Regions from separate parts of the Homo sapiens genome. Here regions 1 and 3 are each linked to region 2. Evidence: chromatin loops called from intact Hi-C (ENCODE). Cell type or tissue: dorsolateral prefrontal cortex. All regions are shown on one strand. Links, peaks and the distances in the headings refer to the core of each region. The heading gives the core; the rest is flanking DNA.

Evidence for each region. Hi-C counts contacts between places; a loop is a spot of excess contacts. Peaks named below come from ENCODE experiments on the same cell type or tissue, not always from the same donor. Only the 100,000 strongest peaks of a DNase experiment are listed, where the experiment ranks them.
Region 1: it touches region 2 in a loop (4-fold over the local background); 19 of 110 quality-filtered maps call a loop at or near these places.
Region 3: it touches region 2 in a loop (9-fold over the local background); 2 of 110 quality-filtered maps call a loop at or near these places.

Annotation. Positions count from the first base shown.
Region 1 is chr7:155,530,516-155,538,382 of GRCh38, forward strand. All of the region lies in intron 2 of CNPY1 (canopy FGF signaling regulator 1), which reads right to left. Among named protein-coding and RNA genes, the nearest start is that of CNPY1, 12 kb to the right of the region's middle. In dorsolateral prefrontal cortex, for the core only: a CTCF peak has its summit at 3,508 (motif pointing left); no DNase peak of the experiment used is centred there; H3K4me3 peaks cover 1,329 bases; H3K27me3 peaks cover 2,924 bases.
Region 2 is chr7:155,377,040-155,384,906 of GRCh38, forward strand. It overlaps LINC03010 (long intergenic non-protein coding RNA 3010), which reads left to right and starts at 5,037. Exons shown (of 3, transcript NR_147174.1): 1 at 5,037-5,276. RefSeq lists enhancers at 1,047-1,547, 4,283-5,094, 5,095-5,906. In dorsolateral prefrontal cortex, for the core only: CTCF peaks have their summits at 3,263 and 3,466; DNase peaks (open chromatin) are centred at 3,272, 4,433 and 5,032; H3K4me3 peaks cover 1,319 bases; H3K27me3 peaks cover 4,000 bases.
Region 3 is chr7:155,824,219-155,832,085 of GRCh38, forward strand. No RefSeq gene overlaps it. Among named protein-coding and RNA genes, the nearest start is that of SHH, 16 kb to the left of the region's middle. In dorsolateral prefrontal cortex, for the core only: no CTCF peak of the experiment used is centred there; no DNase peak of the experiment used is centred there; H3K27me3 peaks cover 1,263 bases.

The DNA.
Region 1 (7,867 bases), core at 1,694-5,693, 150 kb after region 2:
CAAATGGGATCTTGCTATGTTGCCCAGGGGTCTTGAACTCCTGGCCTCAGGCGATCCTTCTACCTTAGCCTCCCAAAGTGCTGGGATTATAGGTATGAACCACTGCCAACGGCCAGGCAGCCTCAGATCATTCTTTATATGGCTACAGCCACAACTTCCTCTAAACATTGGCATGCTGCATTTGAGTGAAGAAAATTCCTGACTTTCATAGAACAGGGTTTCTCCACCCTCAGCACTACTGCCGTGGGGGACCCAGTGATCCTGTGCTGTGGGGCCGCCCTGTGCACTGCGGTGCTGAGCAGCGTCCCTGGCCTCCACCCACTGCATACCAGGAGCCTCTCCTCCCCTCCAGTTGTGAAAACCAGGAATGTCTCCAGCCACTGCCAAATGTCCCTTGGGGAACAAAACCATCCCCAGTTGAGAACCACTGGCATAGAACCTAGGTCCAAAAGTAGAAACTTGGGCTCAGTCATTCTCCTGGGACGAAGGCTGTCTGCTCTCCAGTCTGATGGTCTCCCTGCCTTGGCCTTCCGCATAGTTTTGTTCAGGTGGAGCCCTTTGTGCAGTTTGTCTTGACATCCTTGGCTATAAACTGAGCACAGAACCAATCTGACTGTCCCCAGACACAACCCGCCTAGTTCCCACAGGCATGCGTGCCCTGCGTCCTCAGGCCCCAGCTGAGAGCCGGTGCTGCAAACGGTGTGACCACTCACTCTCTCCTCTAGCTGTTCACAGGCTTCTCATTCCAGAAAGCCTTTTTTGAAAGGAAAATTTGGGCTCACACTATGCCAAAATTCTTGACAAGTAATTGCCTTCCGTGCTAAATGTTGATGTTTTTAGAAACTGAGATTCAAGAAATAGAATCTAAATAACATGTAGGTAATTAGGCTAGCCACGACATTTAAGTTTGAGAGGCTTCGACAACTAATTTAGAAGTTTTAAAACAGTGTCTGGATGGCGCAGTCTGGTGTTGGACGCCGCCAAGCCTTCAACCGGCTGGTCCTGACTTATAGGCTGCTCAAAGTGGGTCCTTCTCTTCCTCTCTCTGCAGCTTAGGATATCGGCACTTCCCTGTCAGATGGGGTTGTGCCCACAGAGACACAGCCAGCGTTCAGAGAGGGGATAATTCCTTATTTGTACTTCTGTTTCCTAAGAGCAGCCCTGTTGACCCTTTGGGAGCTTTCTCTGCATTCAGCTTCACACAATCACACCAGGCAGACAGCAAACAGGGAATCCCAGCAAGAATGTCAGGCCCAATGGGTGCCGGCCTAAGAGAGAGCCTGGGCAGAGCTCCAGGGCGGTGCCTCAGAAGTGGAGAAAAGGCTCGTTTTGCTTCACCAGTTCCCCAGAGCCACCTAAGCCCTGAGCCTCTGGCCACTGTCAGCCCGGAAGCAACAGCAAGAAGCCCCGAGCAAGATGAGTGGCCCTCACTGTGCGCACTGTCACTCCCCCTGCGTGGATCAGGTTAAAGTGTGAGAACCGGATCAACCTGGATTCCAGACTGACAGCTTGAGCAAATAAAGCAAGATATGCGTCAGCATCTGCTCAAACTAATACATAAGATTTTGCAGAGATCAATGTCTAGGAGGATACTTCATAAGTTAAAATGATACTAACATTTAGAGAGGAAATATTGGTTCTGAAAATTCAGCGTGATTGGTTTTATAGCTGATTGATGACAAAGCTAGCTTCGTGGGTTCTGCTCACAGAAGAGAGCTGTGTCTCTGTGTGTCCCTGCAGGCTCTGTGTCTTCCTGTAGGTCACTGCCTTTCCCAACTGTTCTTAAACAGCCTTCTCCAGCTCTTTAGAAGGAGGACCCCAGATGGGCCCGGGGCCGTGGCTCACGCTTGTACTCCCAGCACTTTGGGAGGCCGAGGCGGGCGGATCACAAGGTCAGGAGATCAAGACCATCTCGGCTAACATGGTGAAACCCGTCTCTACTAAAAATACAAAAAATTAGCCGGGCACGGTGGTGGGCGCCTGTAGTCCCAGCTACTCGGGAGGCTGAGGCAGGAGAATGGCGTGAACCCGGGAGGCGGAGCTTGCAGTGAGCCGAGATCGCGCCACTGCACTCCAGCCTGGGCGAGAGTGCGAGACTCCGTCTCAAAAATAGAGGGAGGACCCCAGATGATCCACTGCTATATTTTATGGTTCCTACCACCTCCTCCTAAAATAGGTTGCTGAGAATTTTTTTTTTCAATCAAATCCAACTGAAAAGAATTTGAATTTTAAAATCCCATAATACCTCTACAATATCTTCCCATATTATTACAATGGAAAAACTGCCTCGCTCATGGAGTTCGGTCTGCAACACACAGACCGAACTTGTGTGCTTGTGCCTCGCCGTCTCCTGGCTATGCGTGTTGGGAGTCCCTGGGAACCATGACGGATAAAGTTCATCTCATCAGTCAGGAAAATTCATGCCCTCACACACCACCCGTCTGAGTCTACAGTCAGAAAACAAAACGTGCTCATTTCTCCTTTACCGCTATTAACAACCAAAAGAATCCCAAATCGATACCCACTCAACGTCCTTCTAACAGGTGCAAGCTCTGCACATCGCTAGAGGATCTTCTATTGCAGTTAGAGTAACCAAGCATACGCCGTACAGTGACAACATCTGCGTGGCTCACACCACACAGGCAGCCGCAGAAACAGCGCCTCCCAAACGGCGCGGCCTCGCTCACCCTCAAAACCCACTCCGCGCCCGACGGGAACGGCTGGAGGGAGGAAAGAGCCAGGCACCTCTCGTTCGGGGTCTGACATTGTCACCTGGCAGATAAGTGAGTCTGCTCGGATGTGCCGGCTCGGAACATGCCCGTTCGTCAAAGAGGGAGGGGAAACAAAACGAGCTTGTGCCTCATTCCCGGTGGCTCTCCACGCAAAGTTAACGTTTGTTTACTCTAAGCATATGCCCAGGTGAGGCCTGCACAGCCACCTCGCCGCGGGTGCAGGGCGCGCCTCAGAATGACAGCGAGGTGCACGCTCCGGCCCGCGCAGAGCGGGGCCAGCTCCGCCACCCAGCGCGCGGGAAGCCCCGCAGCACCAGCAGGGCCCGTCGCTTCGCTCCGTCCCGGTCCGGCGTGAAACCCCCGAGGGGAAAAGCGGGTATCAAATGTGAATTCCACTCGTCCACAGCGCCGGGCGTTATGAAAATCTGAGCACCTTTGACCGGAGAAGCAATAGCTATGGGATTAAGGCGAATTTCTTACGGAGAGGAGAAAGATGTGCAGTTTGTAATTACCTGCTCCCTGTAGTACAGTCCGTCCTTCACGCCTGGATCTAACGGGACAAACTCTCAGCGGCTTTGCTCTCCCGGCATTGTTTCAGCACCCACCAAGAGGATTAAAAATAATCTCTTTCCCTTTTAATTTTGTGTCCCCCACATCCCCTCCTCCTCCCCACATCCCCTGGGGACAGCATAAATTTTTAATCCCTGAGGTTTGGGAGGGGGAGGGGGTGTTAACCCCTTGTTGAGGTGGCGGCCGGAGGACTGGAAGCCCGGGGGGAAAGGTCCCCCTGCTGGCCCCGCCGGGAAGAGCACTGCGTCCCCCTAGGACACTGACATGCCTGCCCTGTATGTGCACTGCAGCGGGTTAGGGGCCCCAAAACAGGTAAGCAGGAAAAGCCGCCTTTCCTTTCCCCTGACCCAGGCACAGTCTCCTGATGGCCTCAGATGCCTCCTCTGGTGCCCAGATAGGCTGCCAGCCCACGCAGCTGCTCCACGCCTTCCCTGTCTCTGCTCTGAGATAGGTGACTTTGAGCTCACACACACACACTCACACGTGCATGCACACACACACATGCACACACACGTGCACAGAGGCACACATGCACACACGTGCACACAGGCACACACACGCATGCATAGACACACATGCACGTGTACACACGTGCACAGACAAATGCACATGTGCACTTGCATGTGCACACACAGACACACACACACTCGATGCGAACACTTGCTCCTCTTCCCCCAGGTGTGAGTTTCCACCCTGGCCTGATGACGTCAGGCCTTAGCATGTGGGACTGACCGGGAAGGCGGATCAGCTGCAGGGGCTGAGGTCTCAGCCTGCTCCACTCACAGCGTCGCGGGATGGCCCACTGCACTGAGCGAGGCAGCCCTGGTGGCAGGTCCGGGCAATTCATAGAATTGGGTCCTGAACCTCCCCTACTGCCCCCACAGCAGCAAGGGGCTGGCGTGGAGACTGGAACGTAATGGGACTCCGGCCTCCGGTGAAGGCCACAGTCAGGCCACAACTAACATGCAAAGCACAGGGCTTTCTGGGCACTGAGGGAGCGGGCGCTGGGCGGCTCCTGAGCAGGAAAGACCAGGCTGGGGAGTCAGAGCTCAGCCTCTGCTCGGTGTCTGTGGACAAGAGATGCTGGAGGGCATCACCTATCTTCCTGGGAGGATGTGACTGAGGAGGTCGGCGGTTCTCTGGCTCTGGTGGGCACAGGACCCCAGCTTGGGGAAAGGGAGGTTGAGACAGCCCAGCGGTGACCTGGCTGATGTGAGAGCAGGGCTGTGTTCAGCAGAAAAGGCAGCTGGATGCACAGCACATTGCAAAGGGCACGGAGAAGGCTCCGCTCAAAAACAAACAAGTGGCAAAACACTCCTGCATCCCCAATTCCCTAATGCCAAATCCAACATTTGTGGGGCTCCTGCCTTTGCCTGGTCAGTATGCAAGCACTTGTGGGATGGACCCAGCATTGGTGCCAGGGCTTCAATCATCATGGAGTATTAATGCCAGCTGTTCCTATGTGCCCTGCCTCCAGGAAGGTGAGCTGTGCCGGACCAACAGCAGAAGCTTCAGGGGAGAGCCTTCTCAGTTTGAACACTTGGGAGAGGAGGAAGGGAGCATTTCAACTGCAGATGAATCATGATCCAGAGATGGGAGAAGCCAAGAGCTTACAGGTGCACACACTCAGGCACAATGGCAGCCGAACACACACAAGGCATAAGGATACACTCAAGAAATGTACAGAATCCACAGGAGTAAGACAGAAAAGCTTTACCAAAGGACATGAAGGAAGCCGGGAATGAACAGAGCACATATCATGAGACAGGTCCAACCAACTGCCTCCCCAAAACCCCTTCTCCCTTCCTTGCCTACACACGAGGCCTGATTTAATCCTAGAAGGCTTCAAATAGGGAGGTGACACTCAGGGCCCATCCTACCTTCCACGGGGCTGCAGAGGCTGGAAAGCAAAGCCCTACACTTCCAAGACTCATTTGCAGCTGGAGGGTTCTATGGGATCAGGGTCGTGTCATTGGATGCATTCATCTGTGATTTGGAAGGCGGTGGACGGAGAGCCAGACTTCTCACCGATTCTGCTGTTCTCTGGTAAGCATCGTCTGCTATCATCAGGATTTTCTGGAGAAGACTACAACATCTTCTCATGGGAATCAGGTATGGGGAGGGTATTGTGGTATGAAGAGGCAGGTAAATTCCTTTCCATTTAAAAGAGCTCAAGTGTTTCTGAGATTTGCAACTGGAGGCTGGCAAGTATTTTATTTGGTGCAAGGTTTGGCTGTAGGTAGTAAACCCTCCGGGATGATATTCTGGGCTGGGCTGTCCTCACCTGGCGGGGTCAGAGGCAGTGGGGATCCAGGTGCCATTTGAAATGGGATGCTGTAAATCCATGGCATGCAGTGGTGAAACAGGGACTTGCAGCATTACCTGTGGTTACCTGGAGTGAAGTCCCCAGGGAAGGGGAGGCTGTGGATGACTGATCACCCACTGCAGCAGACAGGTCCTGGGCGGGGCTGGTTATTTCTGCAGTACTGGGAGGTTAGAAAGCCTACGGGCCGCTCTGTGCTTGAGACCTATAGTCATAGGTTTCAGGAAACTTCTCAGGTCACCAAATGCATCCAGGGCCATACTGAGGTGCCTTTCTTTGTCCCATGCTACCAGGCTTCTCTCCAGTGACCAGTGACCTGCTATATGGTCACCACACTCCACTTCTTCCTCCTCCTGGACACACAGCTCGACTGTTTCCAGCCCTTCTTCCAACTAGGTGAGGACATGTGCTGGAGTCCCAGCCGTGGAACGTAGGCAGAAGCAAGGCCCCTCCCTGTTAGCCCTGCCTGTAAACATTTCCCACAGAATCCTCCATGCTCTCTCTCCCCATCCACCTGCTGGATGAACAGGACTCGGGCTTGGAGGAGGAGGAGCCACAAGACAGAAGGGCCTGGGTCCCTGAATGACCAAGTGGAGCAGAGCCCCGTGCCAACCCACACTAGACTACGACATGAGCAAGAAGTCAACTCTCAACGCTCGTGGTGATCCACACTGACACCAGGCAGTGTATGATACTTAAACTATTCTGACAAACACCATCAGTAAAGAATCATGCCAGCAATTTAAATAAAAATGAGTGATGGTGTTTCTCTTTTTAAATAAGATAAAAGAGAAATAAAATAGAAGATGGTACACAATAAAAGCCACCAAATAAATTAAAAATGTATACAACCCCCAGTCCTAGGGATGTAAGGACCAGAGCATCCATCTGTTGATGCTTCTTGCTCTTCTTTGAGAGGAAAGGAACATGAGGACTGTAAGTAAAGGAGCCGGGGCTATTTATTACTCCGCATGCTAACATCTTCTCATGTCCTCTAGATGGTTGAGAGATGAGACCCACGTGTCTCAGAAGAGCAGGTCCTTGGCCAATGAGAGTTATGGAAAGAAGAGAGAGTAGCAGCAGAGATAAAGGGGGAAGCTACCTCCCTTCCAGCCTCTCCTTCCGAGGACTCTTAAAGCACCAAAGGACACATGCATGGAGCAAAAATAGAGGATTGCATCGGTTCCTGAGGCTGCTCCAGGGCCAGTGACACCACCAGGAATGAAGCTGGACAATTCAAGGAAGGGCCACATCACAGCTTTCTGTGGAATTTTTTTTCTTTTCTTTTTTTTTTTTTTTTGAGACGGAGTTTCGCTTTTGTCGTCCAGGCTGGGGTGCAATGGTGCGATCTCAGCTCACTGCAACCTCCGCCTCCTGGATTCAAGTGATTCTCCTGCCTCAGCCTCCTGAGTAGCTGGGGCTACAGGAATGTGCCATCACACCCCGCTAATTTTTTGTATTTTTAGTAGAGATGGGGTTTCACCGTGTTGCCCAGGCTGGTCTCAAACTCCTGACCTCAGGTGATCCACCCGTCTTGGCCTCCCAAAGTGCCGGGATTACAAGCATGAGTCACTGCGTCCAGCCTCTGTTGAATATTTTATACGAAACAAAATCACGTGTCTGTGTATAGTGTTCCATCTTCTTAAGAACAATGCTACTTTTTAGAATAGGAATTTCTACATTATCATGGAATTCTTTTGATTTCTAAAAAAAAACCTTCAAAACTTTATGTTTTAAATTTAACAAGTAATATGTTTATTATAGAAAAAATTTTAACAGATAAACAAAAAAAGAAAGAAAGGAGCTCAGCAGTAATACGCAGATACAAGAACTGTGACTATTGTCTCAGTGTATTTCCTGAGGCTCCCTCCTGCAGTGAACAGACACAGACACGTAAGAGGGCATCTGTATGTGCGGGTTAATAACCTCTTTTTTGCACTTAATAATAGGAAAATACCCTTCGGATTTTTTCACATGGCAATTTACAGGTTCCTGTGAACATCATTTTCTTGCACCATCATCTTTCTCAATTGTTGCTGAAGTAATTTTCTTATTAAGGTGGCATCCATGGGCCAACAGCCCTTGCAAAACAATTTAGGGGTGATCCCTGAAACTCCTGGTTGCTAAGTGTGGCCTCCAGCCCTGCAGTCCATCTGCACACCATCCCTTCCTCTTGTGCTTGCAAGAAAATGCAAGTAAGTACTAGGGACTGTTGCCACCAACCTCATTTTCAGACACTGGG
Region 2 (7,867 bases), core at 1,326-5,325:
CATTTCTGTTAGTTAACATTTTTGAGCCAGAAAATTAAAAACAAATATTTAACTTCCCAATTTGGAATTCAGGCTGGCATTGACGTCTAAACTTTGACAATGCATACTCAATGAATTAAACACAATCTCTACTAGCCAAATAAAACTGCCTTCATGTGGCTCAAAATAAGTTTGAATAAACTGAAAGATAAATAAAATGCACGGGGGACACCCAGGAAGAGAGCTGATGTGTGTGAGCTTGGCCAAAAGACGGCTTTTGGACTCTGCTCAACTCAGGGGTTTTATGACACCTAATAAAGCTATACTTAGAGAAGACAAATATTCAATAAATATGAGCACATACTTACAAACATATGTACTGTTTTCACTTTTCTTCTTCCAAACCTACTTTTACAGCAGTTTATTATTGGATATGAATTTCCCCTTCTCCATTTCTCATCACAAATTAGGTGGGCTCCTAAAGCGTCCCATTTCTCCCTTTAGATTTGGGGCCCCCCAGCTGATAAAGGAGTTGTGATTGCAGGTGGATTTGATCTGATTTCCCCTGAACAGGCTGGCGGTGGGAAGCAGGCATTGGAGTCCCACGGCTCACTGGACTGCAGCAGCGAGCCCTTCACGGTTGCAAAGGAAGGAAATTCCTAGCGGGGCAACTCTTCAGCGTCCGCCCCACAGACCTAGCACGATGTCCTTTTCTGTCTCAAGATACATCTGGCTGGGCTTCCCTAAAACCGGGCTTAGTTGGACTCCTTGGACCTGGGGATGAATTCTTGCCAACTATCTCCAAATATTTCCCCTACACCATGCCAGTGCAATTCATGTCTCCAAACCCCCTCTCCTCCACAAAAACGAAACAAAACAAAACCCCAGGTCCAGGAGCTCAGGCCCAGGCCGGATCCAAGACGCGGCAGCCAGGCAGCCCCGCCGCGAGCCTGTGCGGGCTTGAGCCGGCTTGGCCCCCGGAAGCCCCAGCCCCGCGCTCGGCAGCGTGCGCCCAGCGCCCAGAAGAAGCAGCTCCAGGCGGCCGCGCTCCCCGTCCCGCCGCGGTGCGGTCGGATGCCCAGCTCGCGTCCAGACCCGCGGGATGCAGACCCGGATCAGTCAGGCTTGAGGGCTGCTCCGCATAGACCAACGTCCGGGGAAGGCACACAGTGGCCGAGGGCCCGCGCGCTTGGGCTACGGCTGTGATGGTATCTGCGCTGCTTGCGCCTTGGGGATGGGAGGCCGCCTTTGCTGACTGAAGGGCCTGAAGAGGAGGCTTCTGGGGTCCCTGTAGCCTCACCCTGGATTCACAAAATCAAACACTATCTCCTTTCCCCTTCACCACCCCCACCCCACGAATACACATGGTGAAGAGAGGTTCACTTCTGTTCCTGTTGCTGAGTTTCAGCTATGCCCCTCGGCCTCGGAGGATGGCTCACCTTTACTGTGAATTTCTAGCTGAAAGAACAATGCTGAGAACAGGGATAACAAGAGGACCTCTCTAACAAATGCATCTGCTAGTTACAAAAGGGCTGGGAAGAACGGCTCAGGGACATTCCTCCCAGACCCAAGGAAAGGGAATGGAGACACATTTTGATGTTTTCTACATACTTGGTCAACTTGCAGCTACTATAGAACCCGCTCCCCACGGCCAGCTCTTCCTCCTGTTTTAGGGAGAATTTTGTTCAACATTCTACATTCTAGGGACCCTTCCTCATCAGATTAAGTGCAGAGTTACAGCAAAATAAGTCAGAGGAGAAGGATGGGGTAGAGATGGAGCGGAAGCTGGCGCTGGAGCCACTGTGTCCTGCCGGCTGCACCTGCACTCAATCTCAGGTACCATGCTGGACAGTGGGGAAAACAAAAACCTGGAGAACAGCCCAGAAAACTCCGCCAAGGTTTTATAGCTTAAAGATGGGGAGAGGAGGAGGCAGGAAGGGTTGGGCTCTGCAGGCCTTTAGAACGATCGGAGGTCTAATGAAAATAAATACCTTGTAAACATGTGGGTACCAAGTAACCAGAAGAGAGCTTAGACCAAGAAGGTCGGGGGGTCTTTTCCCACCTGTGAGAAAATAAGAGATCCTGGAGCTCTGCAGCCTTAGCAATGAACTGGATTACTGATTAGTGTTTAGAGGCACCCATGCATGAGTTGGCAAACCAAGCCATTGAAATGTGGAATCAGCAGGATCTGGCTTTTTGAATGTCCATTACTTCTCATGTACATGCATATCTATGTTAAATATGGAAAAGAAGAAAAAATTTAAAAGAGAAACAGAACCCTGCTTTACCAGATTAATCAAAATGGAATGATAGATTCTTGAGTTTGAAATAACCCCCGCCCCAGGAATTCTCCAGCGTCTCTGCAAGAAGCTCTCAGACAGACAGCAGTTAAACAAGGTCGGCAAAACCGACTCTCAGATTCAACAAACTGCTCTTTCTGTTTCTGCAACAGGAAGAAAACATTCCACGAGCTGATGGAAGCCCTCACAGACATACATCTGTTATGGCTTTCCCAGAATCCTGACCCCTGGACAATTCTTTTGGGAACACCCTTCTCTATCTAAGGAAAATGACATTCCTAAACCCTGCCCTGCCACCTCACATATGCAGAGTCTGAAAGGGAAGCCAAAACCCCTTGGTCATCCTCACTCTCAGCCCTCTGCCCAAAAGGGGGAACTTTGATCAAATGCAACTTTCTTCTCCTTTGGCCCCAAGCTTCTGTGCCCTCAGTTCACACTCACCCAGAATGCAAAAGCATTTGGATTCAGTGCTGTCCCCTCTGGCTTTCTGTCTGTCATTTGGCCTGGAAAGGACGGTCAGAAATGCCATGGACAGTTACAATTCGACTCAGTAACTTCCACATGGCTCATGAATGTCCTTGGCCACCCGGGAACTGCAGCCCTCTGCCCCCCAAGTTAATTGCTAAATGATTTGCAAACTTAAACAATTATACATTCTCTCTTGACTTGCCCCGAAGAAATCATGTTAATTTATGACACACTCACATGATCCTGATTAACAAACCTAGACTAAATTTGCATGTGGCAAAATGCAATACAGATATATATTTTAAAAAATAATATAAGCAGGTTTTTGCCAACTCTTTTCTCCCACGGTTTAATGACCTACCATCCTGGTTCATACGTTTTTTAACACCTGACTTTGGATATTTTTTTAAAATGAATCGATTTGTAGTCATTGCCTGGCTGCCTGTGGGGAAGGAGCTCCTGCCGTTGGCAGACACCTCTGCAGCCAGGCGTGGGGTGTCCTTCCATCAAAGCAACGCCAGGGGGCAAGAAGCGTTAACAAAGCCCGGGACGCTCCGCACTCTCCCTTTATCTACCCGTGTGTGCGTGTCACACTTTCCAGGGCGAAATGTCATTTTGCAAGGTTATACATTTCCAATTCCTCATAGAGCCTTATCGCTCATCATTTACCTCTTGGGCACAAACAAACAGCCTCTTTAAATAAAGCCAGGGAAGGGAAGCATATACCTTTGTACAATTAAAAATAGCACAAGAATGCCAAAATGTATTGGACCTTGCTGTTAATCCGACTTACCTGGCTGACACTCTGGCCTAATCCTATTTTCTCCTCGCATTAGAATGACTCTACAAGGCTACGTTTTGTTCTTCGGGAGCACAGTTTACCTGGCCAGTGGGCTGAGGATCAGAGAAGCCTCACCACCTAAGGTGGGGAGAGGGGCTGCAGACTGCCCAGCCTGGCCCCAGCCTGCTGGAGGTCCCAGTGCAGAGCCTGCTTGGCGAGACAGAAAGCAAACGAAATCACTCAAGGGAAACTTCGCTGGAGACAAAACACATTCAATTTCCTGAGGATTCTGCTTTCTCTCAGGAATTATTTGCTTTTGCCGAGGCACATTAAACAAATTAAACACTAAAAATGGAAGCTCCTTTGCTTCCTGGCTCAGAAAATAGTTTTTTTTTTAAAGGATATAGTACGAACAGTAATACAAATGAAAGAAAACAGTAACACTCTAGCTCTTTAAAATAAACTCATGTGGGCACCTAAAGTCCTTTTTGGCAAATTCTTATCTTGTGGGGCAGTGCAGACAATGGGAGCTTGTGCTAAACGGCTGCTGTCACTCTGCTGACATTCCAGGAAGCTTCCACGCAGCTACTTGGGCATCTTTTCACACCTTCACCTTCCAAACCGCAGTCCCTGGTGATCCTGACTTTTGCAGCCTGGCTCTGGGTCCACACGGGGCTGGAGAAGGGGATTCGGTCTGAATGGGTTCGTGGAGGGTGGGGCAGGGGGCTGAGCTGAGGAACGCGCTGGCGAGGGAGTCAGATACTGTTACTTCGTATTTTAGGAATGTATTTCTCCTGCACACCCCTCCCTCCCCTGCCCACCCCCCTCTCCCAGTATCATTGCTCTTTGAAATGTCATGAACTTGGCGCTTTCAGACCAAACCGCCGGGCTCAGGCCCGAGACAATGGGATTGTCAGAGGGCCAGCGCGGAGCTTTTTCTGCGTGTTCACGGAGCGTTAAGCCTTTATCCCACAGAACGGCTCTGTCTGACCGGGTCAGACAAAAGCCAACTTGCATCTTCCGCTCCGAGGGGATCTGGGCAGAGCCCGGGTACAGCCCTGCGCGGCCCCAGGGAGAGGGGGGAGAGGGCGCGTGTCCCCAGCCCTGCCAAGTGGCGTGGGGAGCGCGAGGCCCTCCTCGGTCAGAGCCACCAACTCTGGTCTCCGTGGACATCCCCCTTCCCCCGCCCGCTCCCGAGGCTCTAGGGCGGCCTCCTGGCCGCTGCCTTCTCGCACCCAGGGTCTTCGGCCTGGGCTCCACACCTCAGGCCCCTCAAGTAATCGGCCTCTTGGTGGCCGGGCACTGCCTTTCCGGCTGCTCTCTGCACCCGTCTGCCCCTCCGGCCTCCCCTGGCGGCTACAGGCGTCCGGGGCCCTCGCTCCCCAGCTCCAGGCGTCCCGGGAGCCAGGCGCGCAGCGGGGCGAGTTCTCGTGTCCGTGTGAGCGCGGGCGTGTGTATGCGTGCGCGTGCACGAGCGTGAGTGTGCGTGAGCGTGAGTTTGAGTGTGCATGCGGGTGTGAATGTGTACATGTACACGAATGTGAGTGTGAGTGTGCATGAGCGTGAGCGTGCGTGTGCGTGCGAGTGTGCACGAGCGTGACTGTGAGTGTGCGTGCGTGGAAGCGCGGCGGGGAGCCTGGCTGAAGGCCTGCTGCCTGCATGGCTGTCAGAGAAAAACAGAAGTGGGAGCCTGCTGCGGGCTCCGAGAGGACTTGATGGGAGCCCTGGCGCGCGCTGGGCACCGCGCGGTGAGTGTCGGGGGTGGGGGCCGCGGGTCTCCAGCAGCCCCTGCCCTGTGCGGACCGCCGCCCCGAGGGTCCCTGCTTGCGGGTCCGGGGCTGGGCGTGCCTGGCTCCCCCTTGCCCCCTGCTCCACCGGCAGGATTCAAGGGACGAGAGCTCTGGGCTGCGGAGAGTTGCCCTGGCTGGCCCCGTCCTGCAGCAAAGGGCGGGCGGCGCGAGTGGAGTGTGCGGGGCAGGCTGGGCGGCAGAGGGAGCCCAGGGGAGCCCATGGCATGGCACCGCCAGTGTGGGCTTATGAGGAGGTGCAGGCCGGGACCTCAGGCTGTGGGCAGGACCGCAGGCAGCGGCTGGCAGGCTCCAGGCAGGCTCTGGAGGACCCGGGATTTAGGTATTTATGCAGTGAGAAGGCAGGGGTTTGGGTGTTCTTTCTCCCCTCTTCCTCCTTGGAATTCAATTTCTTCGAAGGGCAGGGGGCAGGCCGGGAGGGAGGGACAGAGAAAGAGGCCGCGAGCCACAAATGCCGCCCCCCATCTGTTCAGTAGGGCTCACTTCCTGAGGCAGGGGTCCCTAGCACAGGGTCTGGGGAAGGCAAGGTGGGGGGTATAGGCTACCCAGATAAGGAGGGACTTGCTAGGTAGTGGCCCTGGGTCTTGAGGGGCTGGTTCCATCCCGATTGGTCCCCTGGTGCCTGGAGGGCTGTGGAGGGTCCCAGGCCTAGAGTTGGGGGCTGAGTGGGAGGACGGGCCTCACAACCTGGGATTTCTTTCCAGCTTCTGGGTCTGGATCTGGGCCTCCAGTCCCCAGCTGTGAAGCAGGAAGGGAGGGAGGGAGCCTTTCTGAGACCCTCCAGCCTCTACCCTGCAGGAAGAGGTGGATGTAACCTTGAGCATAACCTTGAGCAAGTCTTCCCAGCTTTTTAGGCCTCCACTTCCTCACCTGTAAAAGGAGCTGATGGGGGTAGACCATGTCGAATGTTACTTCTGGCTGAAACATTTTTTGTTGTGTTTTGTTTTAATTTGTGCAGAGTTGGACCTACTCTCTCATGGTGCAAATTTATTTCATTTCAGTTTCCGAGGCCAGGCATAGAATCCCTGTATATTCCCAGGGACAGTGACGCCTTATGCAGAGGATGGGCAACATAGAAAATAACCCTACCTGGGGGCACAGACAACTTATTCTTTAAAATGACCAAATGAAGCTAAATTGAAACAAAATTTTTTTTAAGTGAAATGAAACCAGTGATGCTGAGACTGAGTTGGCAGGCTGGGGAGGAAGACCTGGAAGCGTGTGTGGGCTCTCTGGGGAGTGCTCCTGGCTGGGTGCGGTCTCGGGTGGCCAGGCTGGGCAGAGGCGTTTCAGGATTTGATGGGAATCTTTGGCCTTGAGCTGTCTCCCCTACCTGCAAAGGCCAAGGCCTTCCCTCCACTGGCTGAAGTTGGTTGGGCTCTGCCCATCCATCCGAGCCTGCAAATTACTCACGGGGGGCTGCTAGTGCTGCCTGTGCAGGCTGGGGCCAGATGGGAACACTTTGTGGGGGCTGGCCAGCCTGGGACAGCAAGCAGCTGCTAGATTATTCCAACCCCTTTCTGTGTTCTTCACACCAGCAGGGGCTGGGGAGGCCGAGAGCCACAGCACAGCTTCAGAGAGGCCCCTTGGAGGTGTTCACAAACCCCCTGCTTCCCAGGAGGGGCACCCAGGTGTAGTTCCAGCCTAGCCTCTTTTCCCACGCCCGCCTTCTCTGGGGGGTGTCTCTGGGGGGTGTCTGGTCTGCGGAGCAGGGTCCAGACTTGCTTGTCTCCACGCTTCTCAACGCCTCCCCTCCACTGCCTCCTGCCTGGCTTCTCAGCAGCGGTGGGTGCTGGAGGTGGACTGGGTCATCTCCCCAGCCTCCCCAGCCTCCCCAGTCCTGCTCACCTGTTGGGGAATCACTGCCTGATTGTCACTTTACCCCTCTGCATCAGCTTCCCGGCATTGCCTTAGCGAAGTGCCACAAACCGGGGGGCCTACACAACAGGAATGTGTTCCCCCACAGGACCGGAGTCCAAAGTCCAGGCGTGGGCAGGGCCCTTCCCGCCCTGTTGGCCTCTGCTGTCTCCAGGAACGCTTGCTCCCTGGGCTCAGAGGTGCAGCATCCCAAAGCCACCTCTGCCTTCGCCATGTGGCTCTCACATGGTGCGCGTCTGCCCTTCCCATCCCGGCTCCTGAAGGAGAGCACTTGGAGAAAAGTGGGGATGCTCTATTGCTGCTCTCCCCACTGCTTGGTGTACCCCTGACGCCCTCCTGGGCCCTCACACCCTGGAGCACCCTGTCCCTGCACCCGCCCTGAACCAGAATCCAGGTCCAGCCAGGGCTGCAGCACAGCAGCACCAACGACGGGCGCATGGGGACAATAGCTGGAGGAGATTTGGGGCTCAGAAGAGAGGGGCTCCGGGGAACCCTCAATTGCTCATTTTGGCAGCATCTCCACTGGGTCTACATGCCAGGCAGCACACAGCCAGGACTTCAGGTTGTGTCCCCTGACTCGGAGTGGAGAAGGGGCAGGTGCTGGACCTGCAAACCTCAGACCCCACGCCTGGCTCCTGCTCTGTCTACGGTGT
Region 3 (7,867 bases), core at 1,694-5,693, 450 kb after region 2:
CAAGAGAAACCTAAAGGCATGAGATCAAGTCAAACTCAACACTTCTCCTCTTGGCCTTTTCAGCGTGAGGATGGCTCACACCAAAGTACACAAGCCAACAGACTGAATCGCAGCTCTCTGTTTGAGCAGTGCCCACACAAAGCCTGCCCTCTGGAGTCCTCCTCCAGGCTCTACCCCGCCATGGTAACCGCTGAATTCGCCGGGCCATGGTAGCAGGCCAAGTATGTGCACAATTGTCCTGGAGTCTCTTCCAGTGGCAGACGGTGTTTGAATGTTGTGTACATGTTTTCTTTCTTATCCTGACATATTTATACCCTAGTTTTGTTTTATTTTGTTTTGTTTTGCTTGGTGGAGAAGCCATGGGGTTAGGAGGTGACGGAGTGGCTGGGAGAGCCTTTGTATCAGATTGGTTAAGAAGGCCGATCTACGGTTCCCAACATTCTACCACCAAGGGCTAGGAGAGTCATCTCCCTCCCGGAAACACACGTCAATGGGCTTGGACGCAATTTCAAGGCTGCATGCCAACGTGATCACGTGGCATTTTGATTCAGCTATTAAGGAAGAAGTAAGTATAAAGACTTCAGATACCTTAGGCAACAGTTCCATAAAGGAGGCAGTAAAACACGTAATTAGGCAAATCAAATAAGGCACGGCAACAGCTTTCAAATATTTAGTCACATATCATTTCCCATTAATTTACTGTGGGCTTAAATGAGGTCTGCATTTTTATAATCCCCTGTAAAGCTCAGAGGCATGGCAGAAGCGTGTGCTTTTAAACACGACTTCCTCACGCCGCAAGGTGTTATGACAATGATGGGATCATTTCATTTGGTGGAAGGGGAAGAACAAGGATGGGATCTTTCAAGGACAGCCCTGGAAAATCCAGGGGTTGCATCAACGTTCTCTTAACTTCAGGTTTGCAGAGCTGCATCCAGAGGAATCCTTGAAGCATTATGGTCTTTTGGTAGCTTAGTCCCTTTCAGTTATGACAGTTTTTCCCAAACCTGCTGTGACGTGACAACTAATCCATCAGTCACCTTTCTTTGTAGAAATAATCAATTCTAATCAGTAATTGCTTTTGGGCAATAGTTCAATCCTGCTGTCATCTCTTGGCTTCCAGCATCATCACATCATCTGAGCAGCTCTAAGGGCAAGAATACATTTCACTGTGACGATATCCAAGCCCAGACAGTATTTTTTCCTGGGCTTAACCATTAGGTTAATACACAGTGCATGTTTCCACACTTTATTCTCAATCCCCCTGGTACAGGAAGGAAGTGTGCTGGGAGTCTGTGTCTTCAGAATGTCAGACATCTGAGTCCCTGAAATGAGTCGTCTTTCTGAGTTTCCAGAGACACGTTTGGTGGCAGGTAGACACACCCTGGGATGATTGAAGTGATTTTTGGGGGAATATTCTGTAAGGTCTTGCACTCAGCACAAGAGGAAAGATTGATTGAGAAGAAAAGGCATTAGGTCAGAGGTGAACCAAGAATCTTATGCAGAGTTTTCAAACCTAAACCCGTATCTACATGGCTAAGCAGCACACTGGAAGGGAAAAAGCCAGCACAAATAGGCGTGGACGCGAGGGGCAGTCTTTGCAAGGACGTGGTCCCTCCCTTTCCTTCCCTGCCTTCACTTGGCTTCCACTCTCTCTTAGAACTGGGCTGCTCTGGAGCCGGGTGCGCTGGCTCATACCTGAAATCCCAGCACTTTGGGAGGTCGAGGCGGGAAGATCACAAGGTCAAGAGATCGAGACCATCTTGGCCAACATGGTGAAACCCCGTCTCCACTAAAAATACAAAAATTAGCTGGGTGTGGTAGCACACATCTGTAGTCCCAGCTACTCAAGACGCTGAGGCAGGAGAATGGCTTGAACCTGGGAGTCGGAGGTTGCAGTGAGCTGAGATTGCTCCACTGCACTCCAGTCTGGCGACAGAGCAAGACTTCGTCTCAAAAAACACAAAAACAAAAACAAAAAAAAAGAACTGGGCTGCTCTGTCCTTCTCTCATCTCAGTGTGTTATCCGGATAGGTCTGGGCTGCTGTATTCCTGAACTACGGAGTTTTCTGTGGTCTCATTTGGTTTTACGATTTCTCAAATTGGAGGTCGAAATATCTTGTATGTCTTATGTACTCAATAATACAGTCCTTAAGAAGTTTAATTAAAATGAGGGATATCTGTTCTTGACTGTTGTCTTAGGTTTGGAATCTCTGTAAGGAATAATGGAAAATTAATGCCATCAGGGCTTTGGAGAGCTGCTTTAAATCAGGTATGACTACCACAGGCTCCTTAGGGATGCCTCACATTGTGGCAGTTTTCCTGACTTTTTCCTTTTTTCTCTCTTTTAAGGTAGGGAAAGAAAAAAATTTCTTCTTCTTTTTTTTTTTTTAAATAGGAAAAACCAAGGCATTTGCTCTGAGTACAAAGGTTTTTAAGATATTTGTTATGAAGGAATAAAAGTCCTATTAAAATATTTATAAATTGAAACAACCTCAGAAGCCACACACACAATTAGGCCTTTCAGCCTCTATTCCAAAAACCAGATAAATCATCATTCAGAGAGCAAAGAGGAAAATCAAAACAAAAACAAAGTGCTCAGAAGCCGACCATGAAACAGGGAACAGAATGTGGTCTAGAAAATGCTCCTTGTCTCTGAGCAGGGCAGAGTCCGCAGACATCCCAGGAAATCTTTGAGTTTCTGACTCATCAAAAAAAAAAAAAAAAAAAAACCCAACCAAACAAAAAAACCCCCCAAAAACAACCAGAAAAGGAAAAGGAAAAGGAAAAGTGTGTATGGTATCATCTCAGGAGGCCGTCATCAAAACTTAGAAGTAAAATGCAAGCCAGGAATCGGATCCAACCCTCTAATGTTCTGGACGAGGAAACCGAAGCTTCTCTAATGCAGGTGCCTCGCTCATGTCAAGGGTTGAGGAGGTTGCGTGGGCAGAACTAGAAAACAGACCCTGACCCTCAATCACAGTGTGAGGTCTCCGTCCACTTGGGCTTCTCTGGTGGGTTCAAAGTCCCGCCCATGAACCAGCCCTAAAATTCAAGGGACCGTGCACCCCGGTATTTTCCAGAGGCCGGAGACATCCGGAAGAAGCGTGTTCTCTGGTTCATGTACCATCATTTATTCCTACTTCCGTTTATTTCACAAGCATTTAGTCAGCTCCTATTGTCTAAGACCATTCCCAGACTGTCTTTTGGTCGAAATGTAACACCCAGTCCTGTGGTTTAAGTAACTCAAGGCAGCGAGTCCTGTCATGAACCACACCAAAGGGGCTCTGAGTCCCTGGAGAGGAAAGCACGGAGTTTTCACACTTGCTTCTGTGCCTCAGGGGTCGTGTGCATTTCTTGGCTGGGGTGCCGTGCACCGTGCAGTGGGCACAAACCTGGAGACCACACCCATCTGTGGCACTGTTGGGATCTCCAGTTCCTCCTGGCAGAGGACTTTCTGTTTTGGCTTCTGTTTGTTTCTGACACAGAGTCCTGGGCAGAGCCATGTTTCTTTTTTGCTTTTTGGAGTGAAAGGTTAGCATTTTCCCATCCCCTTGTCAGTCCCTTCCCTGTGATAGAAGCCCTTCCATGTTCAGGGTGAGAGTGAGGTCCCTGCCTCAAATGAGCAGAGGCCAAGTCAACCCCTTGGGTTGTTGCAATGACAGTTCACAAGCTTAAGGATCTGGCTTAAGTTTTTTTTTTTTTTTTTGTAGTCACCAGAGGATATCTCTTTATTTCCTTTCCAGGTACGTATTAATTGACATGTTACCCATCATCTCTTGTTTGTGCAGGAGAGATGTGGTCCCGGCTTAGCTCAGTCTGCCATATTGTTGCACCTGGGTCTCTGTTGATTTCATTTTCAAGCAGCTCTCTATTTAGTGGCAGAGACGGCTCTTGGCAGCACCTGGCTCTGGGGTCTTTGGCATCCCTAGTAATTTCCCTAAGAGGCTTGGATTTGGCCTTCTTGGTTCACGTGCTTCCTCTGGGCCGGTTACTGTGTGCACAGTTTGGGGTTCTCGCTCTTCTGGCTGGGGCAGAGTGCTTCTCCAGGAGGAGACTTCCAGTGGAAAGCCCTGCCAGGTGGGCACAAAGTCCACAGAGAGACTTTGTAACCAGAAGAAGGAGGTGACAATGTGGACAGGCTGCCACGCTTTGCTTCATTTATTCAACATTGTGGTTATTTTGACTTATCAAGACTGCATAACCACTGTGGAGAACAGTATAGGGTTTCTTGAAAATCCAAAATTTGATCTACCATATGATCCAGTGGTACTAATCTGTTCTCACATTGCTATAAAGAACTACCTGAGCCAGGCACAGTGGCTCACACCTGTAATCCCAGCACTTTGGGAGGCTGAGGCGGGTGGATCACAAGGTCAGGAGATCGAGACCATCCTGGCCAACATGGTGAAACCCCATCTCTACTAAAAAAATGCAAAAATTAGCTGGGCGTGGTGGTGTGTGCCTGTAATCCCAGCTACTCGGGAGGCTGAGGCAACAGAATCGCTTGAACCAGGGAATTGGAAGGTTGCAGTGAGCCGAGATTGCGCCACTGCACTCCAGCCTGGCCACAGAGCGAGACTCTGTCTCAAAAAAAAAAAAAAAAAAACCCAAAAAACAAACAAACCACTATCTGAGACTGGGGAATGTGTACAGAAAAGAGGTTTAATTGGCTCATGGTTCCACAGGCTGTACAGGAAGCCTAGCTGGAGAGGCCTCAGGAAACTTACAATCATGGCGGAAGGCAAAGGGGAAGGAGGCACTTCTTCCATGGCTGGAGAAGGAGGAAGAGAGCAAAGGGGGAGGTGCTATGCACGTTTAAACAACGAGACCCTGTGAGCACTCATTCACTATCATGAGAACAGAAAAGGGGAGCTCCACCCCCATGATCCAATCAGCTCCCACCAGGCCCCTCTTCCAACATTAGTAATTACAAGTAGACGTGAGATTGGGGCAGGGACACAAATCGAAATCATATCACCAGTCATTCCACTCCTGGGCATGTACCCAAAGGAAATGCCATCAATGCCCTCAAGAGCTGTCCACACCCATGTCCACTGCAACACTGTCCACAATAGCCAAGGTTTGGAATCACCCTAAGTGTCCACTGGTGGATGAATGGATAAAGAAAATGCAGTGTATGTGCACAATGGAGTACTATTCAGCCATAAAAAGCAGTGAAATCCTCTCATTTGCAGCAACGTGGATGGAACTGGTGAACATTATACTAAGTGAAATAAATAAGTCAGACACAGAAAGTCAAATATACATGATTTCACCTCTATGTGAAATCTAAGAAAACATGGAACTCATAGTATCAGAGAGTAGAATGGTGGTTACTGGGGGCTGGGGCCTGTAGAATGGTGGTTACTGGGGGCTGGGGGCTGGGGGAATGGGGCGCTGTTACTCAGAAGGTACAAAGTTTCAGTTATCATTGGAGGGTCAACGGGGAGCAGGGTGACTATAGTCGGTAATAAAGTATATCTGAAATTTGCAAAGACGGTAGATCTCAAGTGTTCTTAAGACAGGAAAATGGAAAGCGTGTGAGCTATTGGATGTGTTAGTCAGCTTGATTGTCATGGCCATTTCGCAGTGTGTACTTATACAAAAGACCATGTTGCACGCACTAAATACCTATGATTTTTATATTTCAGTCTTTCCTCCATAAAGCTGGAACACAGAGTGCCCACATGAAGCCTTCAGCACAGAGCCTTGCCTTGCACCCCAAGTCACTCCCGCACCTGGAGCACATGCCAGGCCAGGTGCCAGCAGGTGCACACCCCAGGGCTGCCCAAAGGCCGTCCCCTCCTTCCAGTGAGAAGGGGCCCACTCTCTCTTTCTCTCTGGTGGGCCTCCCCTTCTGACGCCAGTAACTGACTCGTCTCCTGGGCTAGTGCTGGAGGTGGCCTCCTTCCCAGAAGAGCTGAGAGATGCAAGGGAAGCCGGGTCCACGGGGTCCTACCCCGTCCAATGATGACCTAAGCTGTGCAGTCAGGCAGACAGATGCCTTAATGGGGCCCCAGCGCAGTCAGCAGCCGCACCTGGCACGTCCTCTGGGGATGTGGCACTTGGAAAGGAGTGACTCGTAGGAGGATGGGTAAAACACCACCCACTGTGCGTGCCAGGGGAGGAGTCCAAGGCCCTGGATCAGTGAGGCTCTCACCCAGTCCAGCCCTGCACGTCCTCCTTGGGAGGGGTGGGCAAGGGGGACGTGACCTCTGGCATCAATGTATCCACGTGCCTTACAGCAACAGCTCCATCACCACACCCTGCTGGCTGCCCTGTGCTGCCATTTCTGGGCCTCACTGATGCTAAGTTGGAGGATAGTCAGGGAGAGGCCACGTTTGCCAAGTGAAATTGGGAATTACATGAGCGGGACCAAAATCTGGAATTCTCTCTCTCTCTCTCTCTCTGTCTTTTTTTTTTTTTTTTTTTGAGATAGATAGGGTCTTAGTCTGTCATCCAGACTGGAGGGCAGGGTATGATCTTGACTCATGGCACCCCTGACCACCTGGGCTCCAGCCATCCTCCCACCTCAGCCTCCCAGGTAGCTGGAACTACAGGCACGTGCCTGGTTAATTAGGTGGCAGGCTAATTTTTGTGTTTTTTTAGAGGTGAGGTTTTGCCATGTTGCCCAGGCTGTAAATCTGGAATTCTCAGTCAAGGTGGAGGACCTGAGAGAGCTGGGGACATTTGGGAGGGAGGAGTGGGCTGAGCGTGCAGGGGGCAGACAGGGATGGGGTAAGAGGCGGACCCCGGCAGTGAAGTCAGGTTCCGAGGCGAAGGAGCCATCCCGAAATTACCCAGATGAGAAATCTTGTTTCCGAAGCGCCTCTGCGTTCCGGGCACCAAGGGAGAGTGAGTTCTGACCGGGTTGTCGGGGGGTCAGGGACTCTGCCCTCAGCCACTTTGGCTGCTGGTTCTGCCGAGCCACTGCCCGAACAGCACCCCGGATGCACCCGAGGAGGTGAGGCTCTGCGGACCGGGTGCCCTGTGAGTGACAGGGGAGAGGCCCCTGAGGTTTGCACAGTGCCTGTCACTTCTCAAAGCACCTCCTTCGTTCTGGCAATTTAGTGAGGGAGGCTGGGCAGCCGGGGCTGTCCATTTTATAGAGGAGGACACCAAGCCTCAGGGAGGGAGAGGGAAGCCGGTGGAGCCGGGCAGAAGCCTGTGGAGCTGGGTAGAGGCCGGCGGGTTTCCCAGCAGCGGTCTTCTGCATCTTCTGGCTGAGTCCTCCGCTGTCAGGAGACCCCGGCCTGGGCCAGGAGGTCCGATTCTGGGATGCGAACGTGGTGGGGCTGTTGCCATAGATACCGATGTGGTCACCAGCCTGAAACCCTTGAGCCACGGAGAGATCAGACGGTGGTCCCCACTCCTCAGCCTGGAGCCTGGCAGAGACGCTCAAGGAAGAGGGTGGGCTGACCGCGCACGCCTCTCCTTTCTTCATATCCTGCGCGGCTCGGGCGCTGTGCAGGAGGCCTGTGCTCAGCGAGGAGAGAGACAGAGAGTGCAGTGGGAGGAGCGCGGGGTCGGGGGGCTCTGCTTCCCACGGTGCGCCTGGGAGCCTCTTTGCCTCTTGGGGCCTCAGTTTTTCCAAATGTAAAACCAGGGCAGCCCTTCAAGCCCCTGGCCAGTGACACACAGAGACGAGTAGATAAGGACACCAGGGCAGACTGTTCCGAAAGCGGTGAGCCGGCCATTTCAGCGCTGGTTCTGCATGGACTTTCCTCCTATGGAGGCTGGAATCAGCTGGTGCAATCCTTACAATTCTGGTGGGAAAATTCCATCAGGCCTTCTGCAAACACACAAACTGTTTACCCTCACACACCCCATCTCTGCAGGGGCCTCGTGTACTCAGAACGCACCAGTA